3 separate regions of the Homo sapiens genome follow, and regions 2 and 3 are each linked to region 1. Evidence: chromatin contacts called from ENCODE Hi-C or POLR2A ChIA-PET data. All regions are on one chromosome and are shown on one strand. The core of a region is the stretch at or near the end of the contact, and the rest is flanking DNA. Distances in the headings are between cores, read along the strand shown.

Evidence for each region. Hi-C counts contacts between places; a loop is a spot of excess contacts on that map. ChIA-PET counts read pairs that join two places held with the same protein, here RNA polymerase II (POLR2A). Pooled maps may share reads with other maps.
Region 2: a loop to region 1 is called in a map with no recorded cell type, with 2.0 times the contacts of the local background. The contact joins the enhancer-like site here to the promoter of STOX2 in region 1. A Hi-C loop is called at or near these places in 1 of 37 single-sample maps with no recorded cell type. POLR2A ChIA-PET finds 5 or more read pairs at or near these places in 3 of 52 experiments (HEK293T, OCI-LY7 and PC-9).
Region 3: a map of endothelial cell of umbilical vein shows a loop between it and region 1 (4-fold over the local background). The contact joins the enhancer-like site here to the promoter of STOX2 in region 1. A Hi-C loop is called at or near these places in 1 of 168 maps with a recorded cell type or tissue (endothelial cell of umbilical vein) and 4 of 50 pooled maps. POLR2A ChIA-PET finds 5 or more read pairs at or near these places in 1 of 52 experiments (H1).

The regions. Positions count from the first base shown.
Region 1 is chr4:183,904,029-183,906,728 of GRCh38, reverse strand. It overlaps STOX2 (storkhead box 2), which reads right to left and starts at 1,422. Exons shown (of 4, transcript NM_020225.3): 1 at 1-1,422. RefSeq lists enhancers at 462-1,169, 1,170-1,879.
Region 2 is chr4:184,065,804-184,068,503 of GRCh38, reverse strand. No RefSeq gene overlaps it. Among named protein-coding and RNA genes, the nearest start is that of ENPP6, 150 kb to the left of the region's middle. Within about 2 kb of position 1,368, at least 3 of the 41 ENCODE cell types and tissues checked have a DNase peak (open chromatin) inside an H3K27ac peak, as active enhancers do.
Region 3 is chr4:183,721,426-183,724,125 of GRCh38, reverse strand. No RefSeq gene overlaps it. Among named protein-coding and RNA genes, the nearest start is that of TRAPPC11, 63 kb to the right of the region's middle. RefSeq lists enhancers at 735-784, 182-943 and a silencer at 895-1,424. Within about 2 kb of position 1,250, at least 20 of the 41 ENCODE cell types and tissues checked have a DNase peak (open chromatin) inside an H3K27ac peak, as active enhancers do.

The DNA of each region.
Region 1 (2,700 bases), core at 173-2,672:
CTTCATCCGTCTACGGCGGGCACGACCCGGGCGGACTCTGCGCACATTTTCCCAGCCCCTCCTCGTCGGCGTCTACACCGCCAGCGGCGGGTCCGGCCCTCCCCACGCCCCCCCACACCCCCACGGCGAAGGCTCCGATTTTACACACGTCCCACAATGCATTACACTTCATTTGCAATCCGCCCGGCTTATAGCTTCCAGATTCCTGGGGGGAAAGGCACGTTAGGAGGCTCCCCGGCCGGGAGGAGGCGGGGAGGGGGCGGGCGGGGTGGGGGCGCCGAGACTTGCAGCGTGAAGGCAATGGGAGCGCAGACAATGGCCCGATTCAGCGCAGGAGTGCTTGGCCAACTGGGAGCCACGGCACAAAAGACCCAAACAAATGAGGCAGCCGAGGCCTCCGGGGCTGACCCGGGATCGGGCGTGCGGGAGGCCGGAGGGGCGGCGGCAGACCCTCCGCGCCGGGCAGCTCAGCGCGAGGCGTGGGGATGACAGTGTCCGAGTCGTGTCCCCGCGGGCCTATCAGCCGCACGGCCCGCAGTCCCCGGCGCTGGCTGGCTCTGCCTCCGCTGCAGTCCCCGGGAGACAGTCTTCATCACAGAGGCTCGAGCGGGGGGCGCGTGTGCACAGGATCCGAGCAGGCTCTGCAGACAGCAGCTGCGGCGGGCGGGCTCCTGCGGAATCCAGGAAGAGCCCGCGTCGTCCCCGCGACTGCAGCGCCTCGTCAATCTTCCCCTTGCCGAGGCTCCGGGCGCTGTGCGTGCGCGCGGGTGGATGGCTGGGTGGGTGCGCCGACACGCATGTGCCCCCTACACATGCATGCTCCTACTTACTGGCCGAGGCGGCGCCGGAGCCATGGCTGCCAAGGACGCCGAGCCTGCGATCGACCCCCGCGCGGCGGCAGCGCTGCTCCGGCGCGAGCGCGCGGAACGGCTATTGAAGGGCAGGAAGCAGGACAGCCGCCCAGTCTCATGCTAATCACCAGGCTGCCTTAAGTTAGAACGCGGTTCCCATCAGGCTTCTCATTTTCATGTAAAACACCCGGCGGCGGCGCGGGGACCTTGGCAGCTGCCCCAGCCTGGAGCCAGCGCTTGGATATTTACATATTTTTAGGATGGTCCCTCCCGCTCGGAGAGAGACAGCGAGCCAGCCTTCGTGGGAACGGGGAGATCTGCGGTGCGCTGCCTGGCCCACCTGCGCCAACCCCAAAGGAAGCTAAAGCCAGAGGGAGGGGAGGCCACGGCGAGCTCCCCCACAACCGCACACGCCGGGGCGCCGGGTCCACGCAGCCTGGAAGACGCAATGCAAGTGGCCTGCAGCGCTTCCTCTCTCCCTCTGGAGTCCCGGTGTAAGTCACCGCCAGCCCGCTACGCTGCATTCAGGTCCACAGCTCTTTAGATGGCACGGCTCTGCACAGCTGTTTCTGGTCCAACAACCAATCGCTAAAGGACAACAATGCGCGCGGCGCGCGAGGGGAGGAGGGGCCAATGCGCCGCCCGGGCCTGGGCGCTGGGCCCGGGACGCGGGCCTGGGACCCGGAGGTCACGCCGAGTTAAAGGCGCCCAGCCACGTTGCTGCTAACCCCGACCACGCTTTGCACTGCCGTTCATTCAAAAACGGTTATCTCCTCGATTTGGGTTTTCAAAAATGCTTTGGTACAGTAAACAACGACAAAAATAAGCCCGATTTCCTTTTTCAGCGCTGCATTTGACATGTTGGTGCATTTTTTCATCTGTGACAATGCAACGTTCAAAATCATATTTATGCTGTTGTTTCATATTCACAGGTGCCAAGATGCAGAGACAGGGATATTAAATCTTTATAGGGATATGCTTCTAACAGGCTGATATCGCAAAAACAAGCCAGTGGATTCTAGCTGGTTAGGATTCAGGAAGTTCTAACACAATCTGTGCTATTCCAAGGCTTGAATTATTTGAGGGGGGTAGCAACTATCTTGAAGAACCAGGCAGAGCAGGATGGCGTTAAGCCACAGGCATTATAAAATCTAGAATTAGAGCTCTCCTCATTCAGATCTCAAGACCGCCCTCTATAACCTGTGGCCACTGTACTACCTCTTGGGATACCCAGGGTAAATAAATAAATAATCACTAAGTAGCCTATGGAATTTATATTTACATAATCAAAATGTATTACTGTCAACCAATTCACTAATGTTCTGTGGTTTTTATTTTTAATTGGGAAAGGCACTTCTAGTTCAATGTCTTCTTTCCTGTAAGAGAACTGCTAAGAACAGAAAGATTACAGCTTTAGAAGTTATAGAAGGCACTTTTAGTTCAATGTCTTCTTTCCTGTAAGAGAACTGCTAAGAACAGAAAGATTACAGCTTTAGAAGTTATAGAAAGCTAGCTGTATAAAGCAGGGATCCCCAATTCCCAGGCCATGGACTGCTTGGATATTTACCTACCCCACAGATATTTACGGACCCCGTGCAGCTTCTAGTCCTCGGCCCATTAGCAACCAGGCAGCACAGCAGGAGGTGGGTGGTGAAGCTTCATCTGTATTTACAACAGCTCTCCATTGCTTACTGGCATTACCTCCTGAGTTCAGCCTCCTGTCAGATCAGTGGCTGCATTAGATTCTCACAGGAGCACGAACCCTATTGTGAACCATGCTTGGAGGGATCTGGGTTGCGTGCTCCTTATGAGAATCTAATGCCTGATGATCTATCACTGTCTCCCATCA
Region 2 (2,700 bases), core at 119-2,618, 160 kb before region 1:
ACCGTCTGGGTCTTAACTGATAGAACGCCTTGATCTTGGAGCGTGCTCCTTCTGGAGGATATTGGTGTGCCAAGAGCCCCTTCTACACTGCCGTCATAGCAGGTGACTTAATGGTAATGGCCCCTCAAGAAAGACGAAGAGCAGACAGCCCTGGCCCAGCTCATTCACTAGTCCAGGAAGCCTGCCAAATATAAACACTCCTGCAATATAGAGAAGGAGTCAAAGGACATACATTGATTAATAACTGAAAAGATAATAAAAACCAAGCAATGCCCAAAGCTTGTGGCCACTGCATGCTGTATAGTAGCCTCTAGCTCCCGGCGTCTCACTCCTACCCATGTCCCATGGGGAAGGGCAGGATGGGGATGGACGCAGAGACAGAGTGAAGGAATTCATACTCCTTGCTGTAGAGGGGGCAAGAGCAAATTTGGGCCATTTCATTTTCTCCTGGAGTAGAACTTGCACCTGGTACAAACCTACCCAGTGTTACCTGCGGTGACTTGAGAAATATTTTTGGGAAGTATTTCTTTAATTTAAAATAAGTCATTACATTATTATTCAGGTTTTTTTTCATCACTGGCCCCCAAATGCCAATAAAGACACAATTAAAGCATGAGCAAAGTTCTTTCAATGACAGAACAGGCAGAGATAAATTTGTAGGTTATTTCAGAGCATGACAAATTTTACACCTAGAGAAAAGTGTAAAAAAAAAAAAGGATTCTCACCTTGTTAACTAAACTAGAACAGAAGATTCAGACGCGTTCTGACTTCCTGGCTGCTGTGGGTGCTGCAGTACCCTGCAATTCTACAAAGACTCTCAACTCCCACAGCCTCCATCTGTCTGGCGTGCTCATTTGAGCTCCCCTCTTGTACCTTCTGTTCTAGAGGTCCCAGAGACCGGTGCCATGGCATCGACAAGCTCTCCACCTGAATCTCAGGATGCTGGGACATCCACACCGCTAAGTCTGGAGTCAGTGCCCACAGCAGCTTTCCTCAGTGACCCCAATTGTAGCATCATCACTCATAGGCAAGAGCTGCAATCTATGTTGAAAAACCCAACTTTCCAAGATGCAAAGTTCATGGCCTCTTGTCAGACCCTCATGTCAGGTATGACCTCATTCACCCAACAGAAGGAACTGGATGAGACTAGAAATTATATTAAATTATGAAGAGGGAAGTTGTACTTTCTCTTGCCCAAATGCCACCTCATGGGACAGTGTCCGGGATGCTTCATGGCGTCTGAGTCTACGTGTACTGAGTTATACTAAATTGAATGTGGCAATTTAGTTTAAGCAAAAGTGTACAAGAGAAGTCACAGACATGCTTGCTAGTCACATGCTCTGTGTGGCAATGAGTTACTCCCCAGCCATACAGGTCAGAGGCCAAACAGTCTCCCGATTCCACCGTTTTTGTTCTGCTTATTGTGGATTTTCTGGCAGGAAATGGAAATTTGGTTGATAATTACCAGGCGTACAGATAAGGTTTCCTCATTAAAGTCTCATAAAACCGCGAAAATAAATCATTGCAAGTGAAGAGGGAAAGAAAATCTTCTGTTTAGACTTTTCTGTGACCATTTAGGCCAATTATTTTTTGTCTGCCAGCCCAGTGGCTTTATTTTCAGCTAGTGTGCAGGCTGATCATCAGAAGAAAGAATTTAGCGACCTCACAGAACTTTTCTGATTTTCAGTTAATGGTTTGGTATGTCAAGGACATGCTGAGCCTGGCAGAATAAATTATGAAACTGCAGCTGAGGAAACACAGCAGAGGAAACCTGCATAATACATGTCTGCAGATATGATATAGACATAAATAAATACTACAATTCTGAGAAAATCAGAGGGGTCCATTTGGTCTGTCCTGGAGGTCAAAGCTGTTCAAAAGTCACAGAAATGGTGATAATCCCAAATAAGACTCAGCTAAAAACTGGAACATACAACCTTTCCCACTCCCCATCTGGTGGAGTTTCTTCCTTTTCTGAACATCAATTCCAGGTATGGGGGACCCTTACATCATTCGGTTTCTCCCAGGAATTCCTCTGCAAGCATTTCCCAACTCAGCTACAAGTCAGGAGCTTTCCAATTTTTCTACCATAATTTCTCTGGTCCCAAGTCTTAGCTTTTCTGCATTCTGGAAAAAGGTGTTACTGCATCCATACATGTTAGCAGTAGCCTTCAAGGTTTCACCTAGGGTTCCTGAAAAGTATGTCACCCTTGGTATGTTACGCCTTTTTCCAGGGGAGCTGATGCCTAGAGCTCATATCCTCATTAGACTGCCTTCGCAAGAGCAGGGAAAGAAACACACTCTCGACTAATTTAATACTTTCAGATTACAAGGAATCCAGATTACTAATGAGTCAAGTTGTTAAAATGAAGATTCTCAGAGCAGATGACTGGGAGGCAAGGTGACCAACTGCCAGGGTTTCCTGGGACTGGGGTTCCCAAGAGGTGAGATTTTTGGTGCTAAAGCCAGGCAAACTTGGACAAATTGATCACCAGTGGACCAGAGACGTTCGCAGAAACTCAAGACAATGTTCATTTCACACTTTCTTAAGAGACTGAACTCTATTATAAGCAGTGACTGCAAAGTACCCAAACATAAGGAGGTTGTGATTTGGCCGTCGTTTCCTTGCCGTCAGTGGCAAGTAGAAAACTAGGCATGGAGGTCGAGATGCAAGCCTTCGTCTGCTCCAAATGTCTCTGT
Region 3 (2,700 bases), core at 1-2,500, 180 kb after region 1:
CGCCCAGCCTAGAGTGCAGTGGCACAATCATAGCTCAATGCAGCCTTGACCTCCTGGGCTCCAGCAATCCTCATACCTCAGCCTTTCAAGTAGCCGAGACTACAGGCCCACACCAGCGCCTGGCTAATTTCTTTTTAATTTTTGTAGAGACGAAGTCACGCTTTGTTGCCGAGGCTGATCTTGAACTCCTGGACTCAAGTGATCCTCCTGCCTTGGCCTCCCAAAGTGCTGGGATTATAGGCATGGGCCACAGCCCCCGGCCCAAAAACAGTATTTTTATGCATGATCATTTTCCTTTGGGTTTGTATTTGCATAGTGTCTGTTTTGTTTTGTATTACGAAACAAGATCATTACCGTATTCACTGTTCTGTCCTTGCTTTTTTCTTAACAGTACCTGGTGATCCTTTCCCCACGTTATTATTAAGTACTGAATCTCTTTATGACAGATCTCTGTAATCCAAATACAAGCGATTTAATGAAGGAAGAGAGTCCTTACAAAGAAAGCCATGACTGTCAAGGTTTCAGGCCCCACTGAGAGTGCTGTCATCTGCCAAACCAAACAGAACAGACAGAAGGAGGGGCACCTCGCACCTGCAGTGTGCACGGCACTCACTTCTGGGTAGGAAGCTCCAGGGCACCCGAGTTTGCAGAGGCAACAAAGAGGCGCAGCTGAGAGGCCAGTTGCAGCCAAGAGGCCAGGTGCAACAGGCGCCAGATGCAGCAGACAGGCCAGGCGCAGCAGAGGCCAGATGCAGCAGAGAGGCCAGGTGGGGCAGAGAGGCCAGGTGGGGCAGAGAGGCCAGGTGCAGCAGACAGGCCAGATGCAGCAGAGAGGCCAGGTGCAACCGTAAAGGTTTCACACTGCGGCATCTCCCAGGGCGGCTTTGCAAACCCTCACCGGGCGTTCTGCATTGTGCTTCCGAAAAGCCACAGGAGTTTCCTGCGAACCGCAGCGGCGCGGGTGCAGGTGGCGACAGCCCCTATTGAAGGCCCCTGCAGCGTACGCGTCGGACGGGCTTCCCAAGGCGGGTGCTGGCGGCGGCGGGGCGCACCGTAGTCCTGGTCCCGCCACGGCCGCTCCCTGGCGGCCCCCGCCGGCCGCGTGCCCCAGCCCCAGGGCGCCCGCCTCGCTCGGCGCGCACGAGTTTCTGCAGGTCTCTCCTGCCAGCCTCAGGGGAGCCTCCTCGCGGCGCGGCCCGGCTGGGTTCCGGCTTTAAAACAGAAAGGCTCATTGTCCCGAGGTCCCCTGGCCGGTCTAACCGCTGCGGAAACTCCCCGACGCCCCGCCCCGCGCCGAACGGCCCCGCGGCCTGGCCAGAGAAGCCGAGACCGGGTGCGGGGGCCGGGCGGGCGGGTGAGCCTCGCTAGAGAGGCTGGGCTGGTGTAGGTTTTTTGTTTGTTTGTTTCCTCTTTTGTTTTTTTTTTTTTTTTTTGAGATGAGGTCTCCCTCTGTCGCCCAGGTTGAAGTGCAGTGGCGCGATCTCGGCTCACTGCAACCTCCGCCTCCCGGGTTCAAATGATTCTCGCACCTCAGCCTCCCCAGTAGCTGGGATTACAGATGTCTGCCACCACGCCAGGCTAATTTAATTTTTTATTTTTTATTTTTTTTTTTTGAGACGGAGTCTGGCTCTTTCCCCCAGGCTGGAGTGCAGTGGCGGGATCTCGGCTCACTGCAAGCTCCGCCTCCCGGGTTCACGCCATTCTCCTGCCTCAGCCTCCCGAGTAGCTGGGACTACAGGCGCCCGCACCACGCCCGGCTAATTTTTTTGTATTTTTAGTAGAGACGGGGTTTCACCGTGTTAGCCAGGATGGTTTGATCTTATGACCTCGTGATCCGCCCGCCTCGGCCTCCCAAAGTGCTGGGATTACAGGCGTGAGCCACCGCGCCCGGCCTAATTTTTGTATTTTTAGTAGAGATGCGGTTTCACCTTGTTGGCCAGGCTGGTCTGGAACTCCTGACCTCAGGTGACCCACCCGCCTTGTCCTCTCAGAGTGCTGGGATTACAGGCGCGCCACCTAGCCTGGCTAATTTTTTTAGCAGAGACGGTTTTTATTTTTAGTAGAGACGGTTTCACCGTGTTGGCCAGTCTGGTCTCGAACTCATGACCTCAAGTGAACCGCCCCCCTCAGCCACTCAAAGTGCTGGGATTACAGGCGTGAGCCGCCGCGCCAGCCTGGGTGGATTTTCTGTGCACGGAAGGGAAGCAGCACCGGAACCCCTCCTGTTCCCCTAAGCACCGTGGACACTGCCCACCTGACAGCGGAGGGGGAGCAGCCGGAAAATAAAATGTCGCAGGGCGCAGTTACGCGTATCTGTTAGTGTTTGTGTGTGGTAAAAGATCTGTCACTCAATGAGTGCCCGTTTTCAAAGAATGAACATAAAATGAACATTTATTAAACATAATTTAATCTCTTCTCCATGTCAGGCCCTTTCACTGATTTCCCAAGGTGACCATTCGGACCATTCGTACATTAATATTGATTTTAAGTTGATAAAGGTTGTGTTTGAAGTTGTCTTCTTGATTTTATCCTTGCAGCTGAAGATACCTTGTGAACTTTACTTTTCAGAGCAGAGCGTCTGAGCGGTGGGCAAGGCACAAAGCGCGAGGGAAGCCGCTGGAGGGAGCTGCTCTCCTGCACGGAGGGCGCAGGCGCCAGCTGCTGCCAACACCACGGGAAAGCCCTCACCCTAACCTTGGA